Regions from separate parts of the Mus musculus genome. Here regions 1 and 2 are each linked to region 3. A link is a loop called in an ENCODE intact Hi-C map of the cell type or tissue named here. Cell type or tissue: heart. All regions are shown on one strand. Region 1 has its middle 77 kb from the start of Postn. Region 2 has its middle 58 kb from the start of Gm31154. Region 3 holds the start of Postn (periostin, osteoblast specific factor).

What was found. Hi-C counts contacts between places; a loop is a spot of excess contacts. Peaks named below come from ENCODE experiments on the same cell type or tissue, not always from the same donor. Only the 100,000 strongest peaks of a DNase experiment are listed, where the experiment ranks them.
Region 1: a loop joins it to region 3, with 2.1 times the contacts of the local background. A loop is called at or near these places in 2 of 42 quality-filtered maps.
Region 2: a loop joins it to region 3, with 2.5 times the contacts of the local background. A loop is called at or near these places in 3 of 42 quality-filtered maps.

The regions. Positions count from the first base shown.
Region 1 is chr3:54,433,729-54,441,728 of GRCm38, forward strand. No RefSeq gene overlaps it. Among named protein-coding and RNA genes, the nearest start is that of Postn, 77 kb to the left of the region's middle. In heart, no CTCF peak of the experiment used is centred here; no DNase peak of the experiment used is centred here.
Region 2 is chr3:54,473,284-54,481,283 of GRCm38, forward strand. No RefSeq gene overlaps it. Among named protein-coding and RNA genes, the nearest start is that of Gm31154, 58 kb to the right of the region's middle. In heart, no CTCF peak of the experiment used is centred here; DNase peaks (open chromatin) are centred at 4,878 and 7,198.
Region 3 is chr3:54,358,278-54,366,277 of GRCm38, forward strand. It overlaps Postn (periostin, osteoblast specific factor), which reads left to right and starts at 2,830. Exons shown (of 22, transcript NM_001198765.1): 1 at 2,830-2,990; 2 at 4,350-4,448; 3 at 7,627-7,691. The coding sequence starts at 2,866. It overlaps Gm31095 (a long non-coding RNA gene), which reads right to left and starts at 2,794. Exons shown (of 2, transcript XR_375670.3): 1 at 2,642-2,794; 2 at 1,385-1,973. In heart, no CTCF peak of the experiment used is centred here; a DNase peak (open chromatin) is centred at 384; H3K4me3 peaks cover 338 bases; H3K27ac peaks cover 1,006 bases.

The DNA of each region.
Region 1 (8,000 bases), 75 kb after region 3:
GTGATTGGAGAAGACTTCTAACATTGACTTCTGATCTCCATGTGCATCTACCCACACTCTGACATGTACACTCATGAACACACACGTATACACGCAAGCACATGCACACGCACACACACACACAGAGTAATGATGACAGCTGAAGTCCCTTTACTAGAACAAATAAATAAATAAGTAATCCTTGCCTGTTTGTAAGTTTAATTGGAATTGGATGAGAAAAAGATAACAGAACACGATCATTGTCAGAAGCTATGTGCAAGTGGTTTACGAAGAGAAAACTCACATTGCCAGAAATATGACCCCTGAGTTAAAAGAGACATTCATTACTCGGTTATTTCTGTGAAATTAATTAAAGTTGGTTTTCTGTTTACTGTATAATGAATCTTTTTTTTCATATGCCAATTCCAAAATGTAATTTCATCCTATAAAGGGTTAATCTAATCTTAATTTGTGCCTAACTTTCCCCTACGTGAACCCTAATCTCGTCACTAAAAATGAGAATAACTTTATTGATAAACAGAGCATGTTAGATGACAGCCAGCATTGCCAGCATGGTGTGTATCCGTTAAGATAATTTTAACAGCAATCTTTGAAGCACACCGTGTCCAAGGTCAGGAGAGATGTAAAGCCTAGCATTGTGATTGAGAGTGCATGGTCTTAACCAGTAATCATGTCTCTAATTTACAAATTGTCCCTAGCTTAATCAGCCCATAAACTATTTGTCTCCCTGTCATTTGACTAGCACAACCACTAGCTCAGATATGAAAAAAAAAAAACCCACAAACTCTCTACAAGTAATCAATCATGGGCATACCCAATATGAAAACAGTGAAAAGGTTTGGTAGGTGGCCAATGGATTTACTTCATGGCGCAATGACAGACAGTTTAGAGCAAGTGTGCCCCCATCTTCGTTTCCCCGTTGTTTGGGGAAAGATGGGGTAAACGCTGATGTCTGTGGGAAGGGGAATTCCAAGTTTAAAACATAGCCTGAGCCCAGGAGCCTATTTAAGGACATAGGCAGCTCACAGGACACCCAGAGAAATAAGCCAGCGAGCCAAACAAGGATGTAGACTGGAAGAGCCAGACTCTGGGTTCTGGTTGACCTGTGAGCACATGTCAGCAGCAACCAGGACCACAGGAATGTATGTGGTGCCTGCTGCCCCAGGATTGGGGATAATTAAGCCTTACATCTTTCTTCCTCATTTTAAAATAAATACACACTGTATTAAATTTGACGAAAGAAAAAATTTTGGAGAGAAGAAAGACAGAAAACTTGGATTAATTGATTTCAATGTATGTTTGAGAATTGTGTAGTAAAAGTGGAGGAAATCCCCCAGGGGACTGTGAATCCTGTGAGCATCTCCTGAGACCTGTCCTGTGTTCTGACCTCACTCTATGTCTTTGGTAGAGCCTGGCACAATGAGACACTCAATGTTTGCCTAATTAATTAATCGACTAACAGAGGAACCAATATAGTCAAGTCAGGAGCCTCATTATCTACGATGGCTCAGAGTATCTGAATCACATTGGGTGAACATGATATTTTAACCAAGAGTAAGTACCCTGTTCTTTCCTGCTCTCATATCCCTATGTAAAGAAGACTTACCATCTTCTACAAACGCTCTCTTTAGAATACTTTCATTATATAAACCATCACCACCAACAGGTATAGACAGAGTACCCTCTTGTCTAAGTTCTGTGTTTTTTCCCTAAATTCTCTTCACCTTTGCTTAACTAAATCTTGGTCCTGAGTAATGTGAACCCTGATAGAGGCCTCTCTGTTGCTTCCAGGAGAAACACATAGGAAACTGAAGTTTGCCTTATTCCTCCACAATGTATGTATGAGCCTTCTTCTAAATAAGCTGTTAGGGCCCATGAATTTCTCTGAAGCATTATACCACAGACTCAAATAGTATGCAAAAGCAAAGAGCATTTATTGAACAAATTTCTTCATAGAGGGACCAAATTCCATCAGGATGGAAGGACCCCAACTGAATTCACAGATTCAATTTTAAAGCCAAAATGAACATTAGAAAGGGGCAGGTGATCTGTATCTTGATTGGAGGGTTCCATCTCTGGGGGTCTGGGTGATGCTATGATTGCTTAGGGTCTTGCTTCAAACATACTTGACTATTCTTGCTTCATGATAAGGTTGGCTAGCTCTTGACTTCTTTGCTGCAGGCTTGGCTAATTGTCCTTTTGCAAGCTGGGGAGGGGTCCTTTTTACATAAGCCTGGGGTTGTTCCAGTAACGACCTGCCCAGTTCTGGAAAGAAGAAACTCGGGCCTGGTCTTCTGAACTGCTAACTTGCAGCCTGTCATGGAGTCAGCCTGGCTCAGGCCAATTCACTCCTTTCAAAACCTGTCATATTTTTAAAGATACTTAGATATTCTATGATTAATGACACACAAAGTGACATTTTATTGATTCTTTCACTGATTTGTAAAGCTAAAAATTATAGTTGAATAAGTCCTCAATGACCAGTTTGAGTATACTCAAACTTAAAATGAGTATCAGACCAAAGGAATATAAAGTCTCCAGGAAAAGGTTTTAACAAAATGGAAACTAGATTGTAGCTGGTTGAATGAATTTAACATTATGCAATACGACACTGAGAGACATTATTTTTGGTAAAACCCAGCTGATGTCTCTGTTGTTTGATCTTCATGTCTGTATACTAGATGTCTAAATCATCAAAACCCAATTCATGTTTCCCCAAGGGAAAGAGACTAAGATGTAATGTCTGCAGGAAGACTTGGAAAAGCTTAACACAAAACTAAAGTCCCACGGGGAACATGTTGAAAACTGTGAGAAGCAATTGCTTCCTGTTCCTACCATCAGTGATCTTTGAGGCTGTCTGCCTATTAGGACATCACATGCCCTCAGCTTAAGTCAGAGCCTTCTGAAGGCAGCCACTCTCAAAGAGGGGTCCTTGCTAATTCATTATTTGTTCCTCTTTTTTGGAGTACAGTTATGTTTAAATGTCTGCACTAGACACTGTCTAAAGTAGAATTTGGTCAGCACTTATTTTTAACCCTGACACTTCAAGTTTTAGATAAAAGCTTGCCAAATAATAAGCAGGTCTAAATATAAGTTCCCACTGTTTCTTTGCTATAGCTAGTTTCACATGGGTAAAATTATTCAACTTCCTAGAGGTTAGTTCTGGGATAATGTTAATGAGCTTGGTGACTTGGGTCCCAGGTCCTGTTTTTGTTTGTTTGTTTGGTTGGTTGGTTGGTTTGGTTGATTTTTTTTGTTTGTTTGTTTGGTTTTGTTTTTTGAATGAGCTTCTGTGACCATCCCTACTATAGCATTTCATAATTTGACTGAGGAAACTGTAAAATGATGGAAATAGAAAATAAAATTCTTTCCAGAGAAAGACTTCTATTGAGATAAAAGGGTTTCACACAAAAGTAATAATGCAATTATAAGAAAAAGAGCTGCCTACTCAACCAAAGGCTGTGAAGAAAGCTGTGTACAGCAGAGGTGAGAGCAATGGGTCTTGGACACTAGGCCACCAGGGGTGCAGACAGTGCTCATGAGTGAAATCATTGAAAACATTAACTTTTTTTTAAAGAGTGGTGAAAGAGTTGAGATTCTAAGAGGAAGTAAAAAGACTAAAAGAATAAGCAAGGAGAGCTACAGGGACCCAAAGAGAAAGAAGTTGTAGCATGACAGTAACGACAATATGGAGAAAACAAGAGTATTTGACACAAGAAAGGGTTTATGTGGGTAATTATGTCAATTGTGCTAATTTTTCATCATGAATTAAAGGAAAAGTTTCATTTCACACATGGTTTCAAAGGCCAAAAGGATTTCCGTCCATCATAGAGGGGAAGGTTGGGGAGCAGCAACTATCCATATCACAGCTAATCAGGAAGCAGAAAGCTGCTGGGAATGGGCCGTAGTGCTCTCTCTGTAGAGGTGGTTGGATGGAGATGGATGAATGGATGGATGAATGGATGGATGGATGGATGGATGGATGGATGGATGGATGGAGCAATAAGGCAGTGGAGCAATGGATGGATAAAAGATTAAAAGATAGATAAATAGATAGATAGATAGATAGATAGATAGATAGATAGATAGATAGATGATTGGTAGGTAGATATGGGGTAAATGGACCATGCCACCAGACAGAAGAGCTGGTAAAGTCTAGTGAACTCAAACCCAACAGATCTCAGAATTGAGACTGAGAGTGGGGCCAGCTCCCTACCTAACTCCATCTGCTTTGGAGCACATAACTATGACACCCCACTCAGGGCCATGGCAACCAGTTAAGTAGCATAAAAACCTGGAGTTCCTTGTGCTAATGAGGGATCTTGATAGGCCCTAAGTATTCAGCCAATGAGCTTCCCTTCCCTCAAAAGATAGTTAATCCCTGGTCCACCCCCAAGTAAGGTGTATGCCCTCACATTCTCCATCAAGTAAAGCATTTTGAACAAGCAAGGACCTCCTCTTCATCAAGGATTGCTATGAGGGTGGGGAGGGCCTGCTTCCTGTAGAGAGCTTTGCCTAGATCTCCTAGAGAAGGCCTTCTCTCTTCCAGCCCCTCCTGACTCTCAGCACTCACTCATAATCAAACCTGATCCTGCCCTCATCCTGGGCTCTCTCATCCCCTATCTGCCTGGAGTGTGGATGCCCTAAAGGGAAGCATGGGCCAGGGAACCTTCATTCCCAACTCCCATTGGTTCAGCAGTAGCACCTGGGTACACTGGAGACTGAGAACCACAGCAATTATCCCAGACTCCACTGTTTCCCACTCTAGACAAACATAGACTGAAGACCCGCATTATGGATTGTGTTATGCCTCCCCTGAGAGGCGAGCTGGTGATGCTCCTGGCACCCCGCAGTGAGGCAGACATGCAGCCTGGCAGACAGACAGACAGATAAATGATAGATATATACATATGTAGATAGATGGAGGGAGGGGGAGAGGGAGAGGAAGAGATCATACATACATACATACATACATACATTCATACATAATAGATGACAGAGTACATGACAAATGATAGATAGATAGATAGATAGATAGATAGATAGATAGATAGATAGATAGATAGATGATAGATAGATGATAACGAGATAGAAAAAGATAGAGACATATAGAGATGATAGACAAATAAGCACTAAAAATGTAAGCCTCAGAGAAACACTGTAGATTCCACCTAGAAGCATAACCTTCCCTCTTCCCTACAGGATCTCTATTTAAAAATACATCACTTTCAGTTTGGGATCTTGTCTAAGCAGATCTGACATGAGGAAACACGAAGATGTCCCTATACAGTTGTGAAAAGAAAGCAAGCTGATCCTCCTGTTGGAGAAAGAGGAACTTAGGGTAGCAAGCTTTACTGAGATTAAAATTCAGCTCGTTGGCCATCAGAGCATCCTCCTTTCTTTGGTAAGTTAAGTGATCCTCATCACGTGATTTACCTATAAGCACTTAAGATGTCCATATATCATACAAATAGTTAAGAACATTAAAGTATTTAGATTACCTTTGTGACTAAGAGCTGTGGTTGCACTCTGTTCCCTACTCTATCCACTGAAGCTTTAGACAGTGGGTTAGAATCACTTAGCAGTTGAGTTCATGAATGCACAAGAACAAAATTATACCATTTAATAACATAGCCTCAAATTGGGTTAATAGTACTGTGGACTCCATGCGTACTTAATTAACAGAAATGCTAGAAGGACTTTATATCCCATAATAATACATGATTTAAAAACTATCTACGAATCTTGGGGCTGGAGGAAGGGCTCAGGAGTTAAGGGCACTGGCTGCTCTTGTAGAGGACCCACACAGCAGCTGAGAACTGTCTGTCACTCCAATTCCAGGGAGTCCAAAGTACTCTCTGGCTTCTGAGGATACTGCACAGGTAATATGCATACGTATATGCAGGCAAGCATTCACGGACACAAAATATAAATAAATCTTTGAAAAAGAATATATTTTGACAAATTAGGGCATTAACACTCAACAACTCTATTTTCCATTCAGCAAATGTACAGATGACATGTGCTCATTTAAAATTTCGTATTTATACTTTTTCCATGGAGCCTCTTCTAAGTATATATCCAGTAAATTAACTGTTACTTAAAAGTTATGGCTTTAAGAAATAAATCTATCCAGTCACTTTTACATGTTTATGTTAGTATATACTATCTAAATATACTTACTGAGAACTCAACTCTATTTAAGAAAAGCTTGAATGGCTGTGGGCCATAATGCCACAAGGGACCACATTAATGTCAGTGGCCTGTACATAGTCACCAGAGACCGTGTTGATGTGCATGGGCCATGCTGCTGCCAAAGGCCATGTAGTTCTCTGTGGCCTTTGATGTGGCCATGTTACCATCAAAGGCCATGTGGATGTCGGTACTCTGTGCACCACCTGAAGCCATATTGATGTCCATGGATTGTGCTATCACCTTGGTCCAGGTTGATGTCTATGGTCCATACTACTGCTGAGAGAGGGCCATGAGGGTGTCTGAATGCCCATGGTCTGAGCTGCTGCCTGGTACCATGTTGATGCCTGTGGGCTAGACTGCCACCAGAGACCATATTGGTGTTCATGGCCAGTGCCCCAAAGAGATTATGTTGATGTTCTTGACCTGTGCTGTCACCAAAGGGCTGCAATGGTGTCTCTGACCTGTGCTGCATCAGAGGTCTGCATTAATGCCTGTAGTCATCTGATGTCACCAAAGACTACACTGAGGTTGGTGGCACATGCTGATGCTGGAGGCTATGTGGATGTTTGTGATCCGTGCTGTGGCCAGAAAGCATGTGAAAGTCCACAATCTGTGCTCCCACTGGCTGTAAAGGGTGAGGAAGTACTTCCATAGTGGTATGGGTGACTGTAGACTCACAGTTGAGAAATAAAGTCATGGAAGGTTTCTGTAACAACCCTACCTCCCACACTACCTCCAAAAAAGTAACAGCCTAGACAGGAAGTTTTCTAAGAGAACTCTTAAAAATTGTGGTAAGGATGCTGAAGTGTAGCTCTCCATAACTGATGGCTTCCAGTGAGAGTGCAGATGGGAAGGACTCGGGTTTCTTTAAACAGCAGGACACAGGGAGCGTGGCCAGGCCTTAGTGAACATGTGGGGAACACATAATGGACTCCTGGGGATGGAGAGGTTGGTTTTGAGTTTTGGGTTTTCTTTTTTTTTTTTTTTTTTCTTTCTTTTCTTTTTTTTCAGGAGAGTGAGGTCCCAAGTCGGGGAGGCAGACCTGGGAGGACTGGGAAGTGAGTGTGACCAGGGTGCATAATGTGAAATTCACAAATACTCAATAAATATATTATGCTGGAAAATTTTAAAAAGAAAATAACCCCGTAAAACTGAGCTGCAAGACAATGATTTTTTTTTCAGAAATATTGACTGTAATAATGTTGCCCTCTCAGTGGGTGTCTTCCAGTGTGGTAGGGGCACTGCTAAGTTGGTTTTTGTTTTTGTTTTTTGTTTTGTTTTAACTATTTCCTTTTGTCTTTAAACATGGAAGTGAATTAGTCATTGGGATTGAAAGATGAGGAGTAACTAGCCTAGCACTGAAGCCTCCAGTATGTGAGCTTCAGAGGCTCATCCTTGTGGTCTGAGTTTTAGGGGCCCAGCTGTGGTTCCACAACCTCAGCTACCTCCCTCTCAGGGGGGGACAGAAGTGGCCGCACACCAGGCTGGAAGGATGAAGCAGAATCCAAAATGGGTGGAGTTATGCAGGACCATGGTCTAGCTGGGAGTGAGTGCTGGGGTCAAGGGGGTGGCAGGGGCAGGGGCGGGGGCGATTTTCAGAGGATCATAGTGTTGCACTTCTTTTGGGCAAAGGCCTTCGTCTTTAATCTTCAATGAAATAGCTCTCTGAGATGATCTTAGCTTATGTATATACCGTTTTTTTAATTGGATATTTTATTTATCTACATGTAAAATGTTATCCCCTTTCCCAATTTCCCCTCTGCCAATCCCCCTATCCCCTGCTTCTATGAGGGTGCTCCCCCACC
Region 2 (8,000 bases), 120 kb after region 3:
GAATGTTCTGGAAATCCAGTCAATTGTCATTAGGTAGTCATAATTATCACTTTGAGTTGGAGCTCAAAGCACATTTCTCAGAGGTCTGAATTATGTTTTCCATATGAGTACATAACCAAAGTTGGAACTGAAGCATTTGTTTGCAAAAGGAAATATAATTTTAATTTGAGGGTGCAGTAAGGTCATCACTATGAACCCTAGTTGTGTACTGTTGGATTTTTTTTCTCTTTTTAAAGAGATTTATTTTCTCTTTCAGTGTGTGTGTATGTTTGTGTGTGTGTGTGTGTGAGAGAGAGAGAGAGAGAGAGAGAGAGAGAGAGAATGTGTGAGCATACAGTACCTGTAGAAGCCAGAAGAGGGTGTCAGCGTCCCCTGGGACTGAAGTTACAAGTAATTGTGGGTGCTAGAAATAGAACCTAGACACTCTGCAAGAGCAGCTAGTGCTCTTAACCACTGAACTATCTTTCAAGACCCTGAGCTATTTTAAGCTTTTTTGTTTGCTGTTTTGTTTTGTTTTGTTTTTGTTTTTGTTTTGTATTAATTTTGCTGTCTTTAAATATATGCATGACAGAACTAAGCAGTCATTCCAGGGCTCCTTAAGACCTTCAAAGAATCCCTCCATGAGAGTCCCCTTCTGTTGCTGCCTACAAGTCAGTTCTGTATTTAAGTTTAGAGCCTAGAAACACAAACTGGTTACTTATTTTTCAGTGAACCCACAAAATTGGCTTTGTGTTATTGAAAGGAATTCAGTATTACACTTTGTGGCCAATTATCTTCATTTCCCTTAAAAATACCATTATTTAAAGTCACGACTACAAACTATGTCCTTTCCCTCTTTCAAGACTAAAATATAAAATACTATAGTACCCTTTGAAGAAAATATATTTTCTGTGAACAAGTAGCTGTGTTTGCTGCCAAAAGAAAATGGAATGTTTGACGTGCCGTTTTTAAAGTAGCTGTGGATGTCCTATGCTCACTACGTTTGTTTATCAGAAAATTAAAATGTCTGGATTCAATTTCTTCTGTTATCTTTAGTGCCTTTATCTATACTTGGAAATTCATCCAGACTATTCCTTTTGTAATTTAGATACAATGCTATACTACATTCAGCATATGGCTTGAATGTAAGACAGGAAGAACATTCACCAGCAGCTAAGGTTCATCCGAGGTCCCTTGAGAAAAGACATGTGATCCAGCAGCTGCAGCAAAATCATGGGCTTGGAATGATGCACCTCCCAAACACAGCAAGATAGCAAGATCTCGGTAAAGTGAACCACATTCATTGTCCGAAAAATATGGCCAAGGCATCATTGTCTGTTAGGCTACAGGGCAGTAAGACCAGCAACATTGTTCAAAGGAGAGAGATATGAGTTACCAAACTGACAAATTCTCAACAGGATCATACAAGATGGAAACAAAGCAGCAGAAAGAAAGAAAAAAGTGTTAATGCAGTCTAACACCTATCTTCTAAAACTCGGGGATGTGGTAAAGCATCTCCCATGGAGGTGAGAGGCCAAATCTTTTCAATTCAGACACCATTTTTTTAGAGAACTTGACCTAAGTTTGAATTCAGGTAAACTAACAGGCTAGTATCTAGCCTTAGTTTCCAAGCTATTCCCCTAACAAAACCCAAACCTAGCTCCGGTTTCTAGGCTCACCCTCAACATCTCCAGGTTAGACCCCCAACAAGACCAGCATCTCCAGGTTAGACCCCCAACAAGACCAGCATCTCCAGGTTAGACCCCCAACAAGACCAGCATCTCCAGGTTAGATCCCCAACAAGACCAGCATCTCCAGGTTAGACCCCCAACAAGACCAGCATCTCCAGGTTAGACCCTGAACAAGAACAGCATCTCCAGGTTAGACCCCCAACAAGACCAGCATCTCCAGCTTAGATCCCCAACAACAAGACCAGCATCTCCAGGTTATTCCCCCAACAAACCTGCACCCCCAGGTTACAAGCCCACCTCCTGCCTAACAATCACCAATACAGAGGAGAACAGAAATTAAGTTTATGATATGACTCCCAGCACAAGCCAATTATGTTAAAGGCAATAGCTTTCCAAGTAGATGTATGCACACTTACCCCTTCTTGCTGTTTACTATAAACCCTTGCCCTGACAGATATTCAAGGTTCAACCCACCACCAAAATCATCCTGTGCATCCTGTGGGGAAGGGGGACCCAAGCTAGCTCAAATAGATTAAGACCCTGCTATGAATTTGCATCAGATCAGCTCCTATCTGTTTTGGGGGTGATCACTAACATTTCCCTGGCACTACATGGGCAATTGGAAGCAGTAGATGGTGCACTTCCATTCCTGTGATCTTCATATCAGCCTTGCATCCTGCAATTTTGAGCGCAGCAGGCGGTGTGAGGCACCTTGAGATTGTAAGCACAGTTCTTACCAATGACATACAACCTCCCAGACTATTCTACACTGGGCCATCATCAGCCAGAAACCAGAATTGCAGAACAGTAAGAAGGCACCAGCTTCTCTCTAGGACACTAGCACATGCGCTGGATACAACAGAAAGAGGACAATGACAAATTGTCAAAAAGAGAACAGGCCATAGAACATGTTAAAGAAATTCCTCACTTGTGTATTATGATGAATATGGAAGAAAGAAGGCTATGCAAAAGAAGGGCCCTACTTTGGGGAAGATGAAGCCCTCCTAGGAATAGCTCCAACATTATCTAGAGGTTATGGGATGTTGGGGGAGGGCTAGTCAGTGTGCAGACTGTGGGAACACTTGTCGGAGTTGCTGGATGTTAGCAATGGAGAGATGAGTTATGTGCTGGAACAAAGTTCATGTCTCTCCCTGGGGCCCACTTGTTAGTTGTGTTACAGGTTTTATATACTCAAAATGGAATTCAACCATGATCCATAAAACGTCATAGAAAAGGGGGAAAGTTAGAAAGTCATGTGAGGCACAGAAAATATTCAGTTCCTTTCAGGAAGATAACAGCAGCACTTAGAATTGTCGTAGTTAACTGTGACCTCCCTGAGGGACTATGGATCTCTCTGGAGAGAGACCTCTAGAGAGAGGTCACAGGAGTGTGTGTGAGAAGCTTCTGCTATAAGAAAAGGTCTAATGAGAGTCTGATTCTTTTCTCTAAAACCCAAGAGAAGTCACTTTAGAAGCACATTCTGCAGGGCCAAAGACTACCAACCTCCCCCTTTGCCACAGGGCTGTGAAAATCTGTGATTTTTAAGTTATAAAGCCAGTAGTAATAAACTAGGCTTGGTAGCATGCCCCTGTCATCTCAGCACTTGGGAGGGAAGGCAGGCAGGCCAGAAGTTCAAAGTTAGCCTGTGCTAGCAAGTTTGAGACAAGCCTTAGCTACTGAAGACCCTGTCTCAAAAATAAACAATAAAAACAGTAATAACATTGCCATTACAAGTCAACACTGTCTTCCATGGTTTCTTCCAAGTCATCATTGTGTTCTACTTTCCTGATCCCCGACTCCAGTATCTGAAGTATATGAGCGTAAGCTGAGCTCTAGTTGGCTTTGTAATAAACACATGCCCCAGACCTAATGAGTCCCATTAAGTTCTTCTTGTTATTGGCGAAAACTAGATGCCTGCTTTTCAGATTTACCACAAATGAGCCGTTAGGACTGACTGGAGCTGCCTCCATCACCTTGGGCTCATGAAGGCAGAGTCTGTTTGGATGAATGACATTGCCATTTATAAATCTGGGTTTCCATGGCAACTTTACATTTTTTGTGGCATAATTGACTAATAACTAAATCATAGGAGATAAATGGTCCTTAACATTTATTACCTATTGGGGGTGGGGAAGGGAGGGGATAAAGCTTAGCCTGGGGAAATGGGTACTGAGAACTGAAACCACCCATCATGGATGGAAATTTTATTCAAGTTTTATGCTTATTCTAAGAGGGCTATTTTTCAAATTTTCATCTTTATTTTAATATAAAAATCATCTACAAAAAAAATGGATGTTCTAGGGAAGCTTATCAAGACTTACTGTTCTTGGTCTGGGGTGAGCAGGGATAGTGGAGATCTGTGAAGAAATGCCCATCTTAACAGTCTGGCAGGAGCATTTCCGAGGTCCACTTGTAAAGAGTCTCCCTGGACGATGTACAAGTCAAGAAGTAACTTCATTAATAAAATATCGCCAAATACGTTTCTCCCCCACAAACTCAGCTCTGTTCATCTTTACCCTTGCTCTACCCCTCCCATTTACTTTCTTCCCTCCCCTAATTCATTCATAACAACTACAATATTAACGTAAATGTTGCTCCTCTGAAGAAGAAATACCCTCACCTGTTCCCAGCCAAGACAAGAAGATTATGTGCTGAGGGTTTTTTTCCAAGGCAAGTATCTTAAGACCTCACAATTAACACACTTTTATCCACTTTGTCCCAAGCAAAAGAGATTTAAGACAGGGGTGGGAAGCTGGAGGACTGTCTCAGCTTACAGAGGACCCCTTGCTGAGGACCATGGATTCAGTTCCCACACTTACTTGGTGGTTTGCCACTTTCTGTAACTCTAGTTTCAGGGGACTGGATGCTGGCTTCTAGCCTCTTTGGCTACTGCCTACATGTCATGTACGTATGTATATGCAGGTACTCATACACATAAAATAAATCATTAAAAAGTACAATGAGTAGAAGGGATTGTACATAAAACTGGTGGCTGGCTGAGGGTTTGATTTCAAAGCATCCAACTTTGAGGACACAGTGAGTCTTACCAGGTTTCAGGCAAAGTCCAGAGCCCCACCCTAAATGCAGAGGACATTCTGCTAGCTTCAAGTACAACTGTGCGATGGCATGTTACAGAGACACTGGAAAGTAATCATGGGTTTTCCGCTGTGATGTGCATTTGCTGGAACACTCAACTCTCCCAGGCAGAAGGCAAGAGTGTTTACAGCTGTCGGCCTTGCTGATTGCAAATGGAACTCTGAGCTCAGAGCACATAATCACTGATTAAGCTGCCGAGCTCTTGTGTCCAACATCCAACATCAGTAAAGGGAGGGAGAATTTAGTGGGCTGTCTCATACCAAACCACAAACACATGTTCTGTTGCATGTAATATATTCCCTAACAGTGCATTTCTTTTAAAAGGGAAAAATATTTTCAGCTAAAAGCTAAAAGAGTGTGTCTAGTTAGCATGTTAAGTAAAAACAATATGAAGGATTCTATATAAGTATGGTACCATATGCCTTTCTTTATGTTAGCATCACAGAATACTAAAGCTAGCAGAACATAAAGACTACATAATCGAAGCCACCTTTAAAAAAAAACAACTGAAAATAAGGAACCGATGGGATTTGTTGAACATGGATAGTGTTAAAATAGATAACTGAGGCCTTAATTCCAAACCCAACTAGTAAAATGTCTAAGGGAAACACAAAGAACAGTCTTCAAGCTATATGCACAAGCAGGAAGTTCCCAAATGGGGCTCTGGTCACACAGGAACTAGAAATGACAAATGGACAAATGGTAGTGCATGAAATTTAGAAGTTTCTGCATAGCAAAAGAATCTATCAGCAGAGCATACAGTTGACAGAATGGGAGAAAATCGTTGCCAGCTATACTTCAGAGGGGCCTACTCTCCAGAACTGTAAAGAACTAAAATATTACATGCATACATGCATACATTCTCTCTCCTCTCCCCTCTCCCCTCCTCTCTCTTCTCTCTTTTCTCTCTTCACCACCGCACCTCTCGCTGTTGCTCTCGCTCAAAAGTGAGTTGATGTATAAATAGACACTTCTTAAGAGAAACAAATGACCAATGAGCATTTTTAAAGTATTCAGCATCTACAGCCACTGGCAAAATGGAAATTGTAACTTCCCTGAGACACCACCTTAGCCTGTTCAGAATAGCAGTCATCAAGAACTCAGATAAGAAATGCCAGAGGGCTGAGGGGAAAAGGAGACCCTTACTCACTGCTGGTGTGATTGCAAACTAGTGTAGCCATTGTGAAAATCACTTTAGAGTAGTCTCAAGAAATTAAAAAAAAAAAAAGACTACCTTATTCTGCAGCTAGACCACTCCTTGGGTTCCCAGAGGACCCCATGTCCTTCACAGAAGATTTTATATTTATGTTTGCTGCTGCTCGATTCACAACGGCAAAGAAATGGAGCCAGCAAGGATGCCCAGTAACAGATGACGAGATAGTGAAATGTGGTAATATATACACAATGGAATTGTATTCAGCTCCAAAGAAAATTCAGACTATAAAATATGCAAAAAAGAGGGGATCTGGAAATTATTATACTTACAGAGGCAGTTCAGGCCCAGAAAGGTAAATACCACACGCACTTTCTCCTATGTGGGCCCCAGCTTGGAACGGGTGCAAATGCAGGAAAAGGGGAGGGGGGGTAAAGGATATTCTGAGAAAGGCAGGGGAGAGAAAATAGGACACACAGGACATGAAAGCAAAGTTTGAAGGGAGATTACAAGGGGGCAGGATGCAGAGGATTTGAGAAGATGAGAGGATCTACTTAAAAATGCTTTTCAAACCACAATAATGATGGTTTGAAAACCATCTAATGCTGTATGCCTATTCATTCATATAAAAGTAACCAGCTCAGGGTCCACACCCCAAGCATCAGGCTCTCTCCTCCAGGCTACCAACCATCTATGCTGATCACTGCAACGGCATCTAACCACTAAGGGTAAATCTGAGACCTTGCCACACACTAAAGTTACCCAGGCTGGTCAACACTAGGTCTTCCATTGTGCAAAAGTGATGGTTAAGGCTGCCTATACTTGCCACATTTTTATCTCCAAGCTGACTCGGGCTTGTAGCTAAGGGCTGCCATGGGTTGTGTGGTACTGTTCCCAATATTCTCCTAAGACCTTGGGACTATTATTTTCAGTGATAACCTAAGCTATTGGCCTCAACACATACATAGAATAAGGGTTTGTTTTTTTTTTAAAAACCTTACATGTGAAACATGGATGTTAGATACCCAAGGAAAAATATGCCCAACTCAGAGATGAGCTTGAAGCAGCCAAGAAAAACAAACAAACAGATGAGCCACAAGAGGTGGAATAACGACAATAGCCTTTCCCCAGGAATTTGAGCAGCAAATTCTGACTGTCATCTGCCTGGACATCTCTTACACACATCTGAAGACTGTCCAAGAGTAGCACATGGGCAGCTTCCTCCTGAACGCACTGCTTAATAATGCACTGCTGCATTCCTAGACACAGACTCACCGCGGAGTCTCCCGATGACCAAATGCCCTACTCTGGTCTGAGACAAAATGTTAAAATAGTCTCTTAGTCATCTCCCTGCTTCTTGTCTCCTTTTAATCATTTTCCCCAACTGTTCTAAGTCACAGCTTGTACAGCCATAAAAATCTTCCATGGCTTCACGTTAAACATTGATCTCACCAGGACATTCAGAGCCCTCCAATGCCCCCAGCCCAGCTCCAGGCCTGACTTCCAGTGTTCCCGTACCTCCCATGTGAGCTCACTAAATTACATTGTCCTCCGCTCCCAGCACACTGTCTTCATGCACTGAAGTACTCCATTACTACAACAACTACAAAGTGTGTTTTATGAATACTACTTTTGGATACACCCACCTGGCAGTGAACTCTTAGTTCCTAGCAAAAATGTACCATAAGGCTAAAGTTGTGTGTCTCCTTTCCCTCCTGACTAAGAGGGATAAAGAGCATAATATACATCAAAGGCTTATACAACAGGTTATGGAGATTTTCAGCATCATTTGAGGAGTGCAATTTTGGAGATGTGTTAATACCACCTCTACCTATAACTCATATTGAAGCAGAGTGTTTAGAGGAACCAAGGAGTGGCCTGGGACACTGACCCGGAGCTGATCCTCTGCCACAGAGCTCCATACCCAAATAGCACTGGGAGAGAGCTGGCATTCCACAAATGCAGACAAGCCTGTAAGCGCAGGTAAAACCACTACTGCTGCTCAGGGGAATCCTCCAGCAACCAATAGACTAGGAAAGGATCTTTACCAATCCTAAATCTGATAGAGGGCTAATATCCAA
Region 3 (8,000 bases):
TCTTGCATAGAGTTTCCATTTACAGGACTAGAGAAAGCTAGTGGAGACACAGATCGGGTGCGGAGGTAGTGAGAAGCACTTTTCCTAAGAAGGTGCAGGGTTGACTCCAAGGCTTGGCTGGGTTATAAGAGTTACATGTATTATTTATTCTATATGTAAGCAACTTTTGAGCTCATGTGCCATGGCAACCTATGGACCGCATGTTAATATAGAAGCATTTTAAAATTAGTGATACAATCAAGACCAAGGGCATCCTGCTTATGGTTTGTGTGCACAGGCTTACAGAGTGCAGAGTCCGCGAGGAGTCCCAGGGACTGCTGGAGTTTGAGGTTGGTTTCACAGTGGTGAGTAAGCGTGGCAGTGTAATGACCTCATGGTCTCCCGAGGCCAGATAACAGAGAACTGCCTATAAATCAGCATGCCGCGGCTAGAGAGAAACGGCCCTGTTTCTCAGACACACTATCTCTCTTCAGCTACATAATGAACCATTTCTTTCTCAGTAATGACTTACATCTCTGGGTCAGACTTTGCAGCCCTGGAAAGTCGGACTTCATTTTCATGATTTCCGTCATCTTCCCGACTGGTAGGAAAATTGCAGGGGTCAGTAGTGTCAGCATAGTTTCACAGAGCTGAAGAGAAAGGGCCCTGTGTGGAGAGCGACTTTTGATGAGAGCCCCGGAAGAGAGTGTGCCCTTCCGGGGATTTTTTTCCCAGTCTCTTCTACAACTTCAGCTAGCTTCCCTTCTCAGTTTCAAAACTGCCTTCCTTTTCTCAGCCGTCCCCAAACTGGCTCAGAGCCAGACTTTAGCTTTGGACTTTCTTCCAACAATTAACATACAGCATCACTCTTCTGACCTGGCCTCTGTTTCTCAAGCACTCTGATTTCTTCATCTTTACCTAAAATCTCTACTCTCGTTCTTCTCAAGATTTATGGGTGATCTGTGTGTCTCCGGCTCTTTTTTTTTTTTTTTTTTTTTTTTTTGAAGACCTCCCTGATGTCATTACTGATCCTAATTGGTAAATATTTTCGAAGGGTTGGCATTTGTTGACTTGATGAGAGTTTGGTAAGTCTCAAACATGATGCTCAGAGTGGAACGATTTCAGATTTCTATTATTGGACACTATAAAAAGGGGGTTTCAGGGTGCCTTTTTGTCATACGAGAGTATGCTTTGCCTTGTGCCAAACAGTGAATGTGTGCTGCTTGTCAGAATACTGCAGTAACCTCATCAATAAACATTCTAACAGCCAGTTGGTTGATATCAGATAGACCTTATGTGCATGAGATACGGCTGCCTTTTCATTGAGCAGTTACGGACAGCCCACCATTTGTACAAACTAAGAGTAGCAAAAACTATTTATAAAGCAAACAAGAAAAAGAGGCAGTTAAAGTTAGAATAGTTTCATTTAGATAAATATAAATAAGAGATTAGATTTCTATCACACAAGTGCCCTGGAAGGAACATAGTTTACTTTCCATGATAGCTTCTCTCCCAGTTCTCCAGAGATAGTTTTATACACTTTCAATCCTTTAATACCAAAATTTCAGAAGTGACAGAGGCCTCTGACTCATCTTCAAACTGTGTTGTTTGGCTGTGTACTTAATAAATTAGCTGTTAGTTGCAGGATTATTTTAACACTGAAAGGAAACTTCTCATGGGAAGCTTACACATCTCTCCAGATAAGGAATTCTCTCTGGACTAATGTGGCCTCCCTTCAACTTTTCCAACTGTAAAACAGCCACAGTGTCTTTGCCTTGTCAGTGGGAAAACAATACTGACACCCATAAATGGGTATGGGGGGGGGCTTCACAACACAGCACAGAAAACACCCCCCTCTCTAGAGATGCTTTAAAATGTGTGCATTCACAGAGACTGATGGCTGTTTCCATTCCTTGCCAACTGAAGCTTCGTATCTTCGCAGCTTCTTCATCGAAAGGTTTCTCTGCATCTCATATCTGGTCATGTGTGAAGACCTAAAAAACAAACAAAAAACAAAAAAACAAAAAAACAAAGTGTCTTCCCTCAGCTAAGAATGCTGAGGTTCAACTCCAAGAGAGTACAGTTGTTCTTACAGAAAGCAGAAGGATACTCTTGGCAGCAACCCTGTTTCTTAATATGCATTTAATTGCCACATTATTTCTGGATTAGTAATACTTGTTTCCAGGGCTTATCAGAGTATGCAGTGTGTGTGTAATGGAAAACAAAAAAAAGTAAAATTGTGAGAAAGATAGATAGATAGATAGATAGATAGATAGATAGATAGATAGATATATTTCAAAAGTTAGAGAAATTCTCCCAAAGTAGATCTTTGTTACTTAACCCTCTATACTCATTATGAGTTGAAAAGACATGGCCCCAGTTTCATAGGACTTCAAGGGGCATGTGTCTCTTCCACATAAGCTGTGGAAATCACACTTTAAATGCATTGTACATCTATCCAGGATTTGGGTTAAATGCCCCTGTGATTTCTCTTCTCCGTGTTCTGCTGTGGAGTGATTTAAGTGCAATCAGATCAAACCAGGAAAGTAACTGAGCTCAGAGACACAGAGTGTGGTGGCAGAGACAGAAGGCAGAGAGATCCCTAAACTCAGAATCAGCTCTTTTCGCAATGTAAACCTATAGAAGTGAAAAACGGGCTCACCATGATTGAAAACAAATAGGAGACAGAGTTCAGATTGCTCAGAACCCAGGAGATTTCCAGGGACAGCCCAGGGCTGCTGGTGCTTCTGTAAGGCCATCGCAAGCTTCAGGTTGGCCCAGCGCCCCCTCCCACAGCCTTGCTCCCTCCCACAGCCCAGAGCTATATAAACTCAGCTCTCCAGAGCACAGGCCAGATCTCTTCCTGGACGGAGCTCAGGGCTGAAGATGGTTCCTCTCCTGCCCTTATATGCTCTGCTGCTGCTGTTCCTGTGTGATATTAACCCTGCAAATGCCAACAGTTACTATGACAAGGTCCTGGCTCACAGCCGCATCAGGGGTCGGGATCAGGGGTAAGTCCCTGGCTTGTTTTATCTTTATGTCTCACTTAGCTTGTTCTAGAAATATGCGTGAAGTTCCTTGTAAATGCACCACAGGGGAGCTGTTTTACTTATTGCAAGGTAATAGGAAAAGAAACAATTATGGGTCTTCTATAAATATACATATATAGATGTAGATAGATATACAGTTACTATGACATATATATGCCTTAAACTCATAAGAAGTGCTATCAACATAGCAAGTATTTTTAATTGATGTGGGTTGTTAATTTTAATGTAATTAACGAAATACAGTTTGGTAATCCTTACTAATTCAGTTTACTTGGCATTTTATTTCTTTCCATTACTGCAGAATATGGTTTTCAAAATCAGAGTGTCTGCTCTTTAATGGTATCATGTCAAAGGTTTTAAGATGTCCTGCAAGATATCAGTGCAAATTTCCTTTGTTTTGTATGTGAAAATTTAACTCTGGGCTTTTTGGAGTATTTTTTTAATCTTCTAGGATAAATGTAGGATTTTCAAAAGTTATTAGAAACATCTTAGTAACTCAAGCAAACATCTGCACACTTTGCATGAGACTCTTGGCATTCCTCCCTAAGCCTTAGGGGGATTTTCATTTTTCTGAGTTCTCAGAGCAGTCTGCTTAGCAGTGGAGTAGAATTTCCATCCCTTTAAGAGAAAGCAAGCTTAAAATTGCAATAGAGAAGGATACTCTTACTTGTTCTCTTTAAAGAAACAAATTTCATTTGTGTAAAGGCATTGTTCAAAAGTTACTTTTAACACCAATCTACTTCTGTAAGCACCTAGGGAGTCACACAGCAGAGTGTGAAGTAAAACCTGTGTCCTTTACCATCAGTCTCCTGCTGTCGAGAAAAATCCTGAAGCTACCCATCTCCCAAATGAATAAATGCTTAGTTTTAAAATAATGGAATTTTTCTCTATTAACAGTAGTTTGTACATAAATCTAAACTCTGTTAAGTCTAATTCTGTTAAAATATCCCTGCCAGGTTAACTTTTTGAAATACTGGTATAAGTCTCAAGTATACAGTGGTCTTCCCTGCCTTCCCCTTCCTCCCCCTTCCCTTTTCCCTTCTCCTCACCCCTCCCCTCCCTACATCCTCTCCTCCCTCCTATACCCCTCCCTTTTTCCTCTTCTCCCTCCTCTTCCTATCTTTCTTAGACTTCTGCTTTTGCCAGCAGCTCAATAGAACTGGGACAGGAGTTAGCTTTATACAAAGTTGAGATCTCATCTTGGAATGTCAGGACTTCACCCAAACATTTCTTTCAGTCACCTGACCTGTAATTGGGAAGAGGCAGGTGCCATAGCAATTAACTCTTTTTTTCCTCGCCCTCCTCCCTCTCTATCTCCAGCCCAAACGTCTGTGCCCTCCAGCAAATTCTGGGCACCAAAAAGAAATACTTCAGCTCCTGTAAGAACTGGTATCAAGGTGCTATCTGCGGGAAGAAAACGTGAGTCTCACCCTTTTCTTTATTGAAAGTTTGAAGAGCCTACAGGATGGTATTTGCCTCTTCTTGGGCACACACCCCAGTTGAAGATACTGTCCAAACTCATGTGTTTTTAAAGCAAGGCACATGCACAGGCAGAGAAGCTCCCTCTCAACACCACTGTTATAAGAGTAGATTTCTCTCTAAGTGCATAAGCTGAAGAGGCCAAAGCAGGCCCTGTGACCATGTGATATGTCCTGAATCTATGTGAAAAAAAAAAAATGTGGTCTCTACTCATTGTACACTCTTTGTTGTTTTGTCCTCTTCTGTCTTAAGAGATCCTAATACACTCTGTGTTTCATTTGCTTGTCTTATATCTATACACACACACACACACACACACACACACACACACACACACACACACTCAGAATCAAGGAGAACAAATTGATATGAAATGTCAAATTGTAAAAGCCCAAATAGATGTTTCTCCAGTCATTTAGACATCATGATAAAGATTCCACTTCACCCCTGAATTTTCACTAAGCACAAAGTGAGAAAGATGTTGCACTTTCCACAGGCTGCCTGATCCCCAGGAAACCATTACAGTGACAGTGAAGCCCATCACTTGGTCGAATATTCCTGTAGCTAAAAGGATGATTCTCCCATGGTTCTGCTGTATATTTCACTGATCAACTTAGAGATGGAAAACATGATTGACGATGTAGTAGACATGTTTGTTGATTTATTTCACTATAGCTATTGGTAAGAAAAATAAGAACACTAGGTCTATAAAAGTTAATCACTTGCCCAATTTATCATTTTACAAAGAGGGTGCTGTCTCAAAGGTAGGATAGCTCATGTCATCCCAGTGTTGAAAATAATGGAAGGGCCCCTTGCTGCCATCAACCTGATCCTCTATGAGGTAGCCTTGAGGACTGGAGGATCTGAATATGTACTTAAGATACCATGGTGAACTTCATGTACCCTCTAAAGAGGCTGAGGCAAGAAGACTGCCCCAACCTCTACAACCTCTAGGATACCTTGAGCTCCAAAGTGAGAAACCTTTAAATACATACATACATACATACATACATACATACATACATACATACATAGAAAGACAATTTCTATCCTCGTGCCATTGGGACAAACACTCAATGCAGAACTATTTAAGCTTGGGAAGTCAGTGATCTTCCTATGTTGAGTGTTTAAGGAAAGTATTTTCATGTTCTTTCTGGAAGTTAAAGTCATCTTATTTTCACAATGTAACTATATTAGAGATGCCAAAGTTGTCACACAACCAAAGTCGAGTCTCTTGTTTTCCATTAACCAAAAGTTGTGCTGGTAGCCAGACATTTTACCAAAACTTTAACAATGTACCCTTGGCAAAATTTCCTCCAGTTGCTTCCATTTCAAAATCACATTTACATCTCTTCACTGAGACAAATACAAATGCTAACCTCAACTAAGCAAAGAAACCAATGGAATGGACAGGGAGGAAGCCTGGCTTGCCCTCCACTCCCTTCCTGACACGTCCTTGCCAGCATCTTCTGTGTCATGCAGCTTTTTAAGTTGTCTTCTGGTTAATCAGCGACATTGGGAATTTACTAGAAAGAAACAGGCCAGGTCTCAAGAAGGCATCAGCATCCCTAGGCTTAGGTTTAAGGCACTGTTTATAGTAATGTAGAATCCCTTCCATAAAGCATTCCACAGGCTCCCTGTTGGTGCAAGTGACATGTTCAGTTGGCTTTCTGTGACATTTTTGTTACTACTCAGATAGTGAGGGCAAATTCCCCACCTCCAAGCTGTGCAGAGCAATTATTATGCTTTTTTCTTGCTTTATGTGACTTCCTGGCCATATAGAAAAATGGATTTGTGTGTAGCATATGTGCTTTCTGTGAACAAAACCTAAACGTTTTTGTTGTATTTGAAACATCCCCTCAGATAAACACATTGTCCACTTCTCAGCTGAGGTCCCAGGCCACTGTTCTGCAAGCTCGCCCCTTCCCCAGCATGACTTTTTCTGCTTCAGAGCTGATTATCAGATTGTATTAATGTTTGGTGTAGACATTTGTCTCATAAACACAGTGTCCTGTTCTCATCTTATTGATCTTCAGGTCTCTTCCTATAGACATATCTTATGTTTATTGTTTACAATGTGCTTAAATCAAATTCACAAGAACATTCAATTAATTTCTACAAAGAAGTATAATTGTCACAAGGGGGGCAAATGAAGATTTGCATTGGGGTCACACGCAGTTCCCTTGTTTCAGTTGAGACAACTCTTTGACATTACAAAAAAAGAAGCTAAAACAAAATAGGAAAGTTTAAATTTGTATAGAACAGTTAAATTAATAACAATAATTGATAAATTAATGAATAATAAATGATGATAATTTTTAAAAGTAACTCTGTATCTTAGTTATAAATAGAGCTTACTTGGTTGACTGCTTTCCCCAAATGCACAGAGCCCTGGGTTTGATCCCCAACACCACATAAATCCACTCTGATGGCTTTCACCATAGAGAATCAGGGGTTCAGGGTCATCCTTAAGTTCATAGGGAGCTCAAGGTCAGTCTGGTCTCATGAGACACTGTCGCATGTGGGGGGGAGCGATGAAATAAGACAGAAGAGGGTAAAAATGAATAAACTGATCAAAGTATATCATGTGTATGTATGTAAACACTAGAGAAATCTATAATCCATACTAACAATTTTACATGAGATAGGATTTCATACATTAAAGTGGGCTAGTATATTTCTAGTTTCAAGGTACCATACACCAATGAGCATTTTGCTGGTATTTAGAGCTAACACAGTTATCCTAAAGACAATCTTTCGGTATTCACAACTATTTGTATTTTGATATTATCATTGCTCTTCCCGTATTATACTGTTGGAAGACTGAATTCTGCTATATCAAGAACATTGTTTAAGTACATCTGTCTAGTATACAGAGAAAATGCACACTAAACTCCATCCTTCAGTACCAAGATCCAGGACTTTCCCCCCACTGCCTCAAGGGTGCAGAGAAAAATCAAACTTGCATAACTATCTGGTATCTATAGGGTAGAAACAAAAGATGGCTTCTACAATCTTAGCACATTATAGGAATAATTAATATTCTGCTCATCTTATGTGAAAGTACATGGTTTGCAGTTCTCTCTTTTAATATTGAAATTTCCCCCCCTCTATGCAGCACTGTGCTATATGAATGCTGCCCTGGCTATATGAGAATGGAAGGGATGAAAGGCTGCCCCGCAGGTAAAATCTACATTTCTGGATTGTACATGGGAGCTTTTCCTCTGTGAGGAACCAGTTCAGCACACCAACAGTGTGTGCATGCATGAATGTGTGGGTGTGCACATGTGCATGAGTGTACAGGTGTGTGTATGCACGGGTTTGGAACAATCATAAACCTAAGAAAATTCTTCATGCTTTTGTGCTAATCACATGCTTACCATAATGGTGAAATATTAGACGGCTCTTCTCACACACAGGGATCTGATGGTACTAGATACTAACATGGAGTCTAATTGAAACTAGCTCAGATCCTCTTCTTTGAGCTCATTT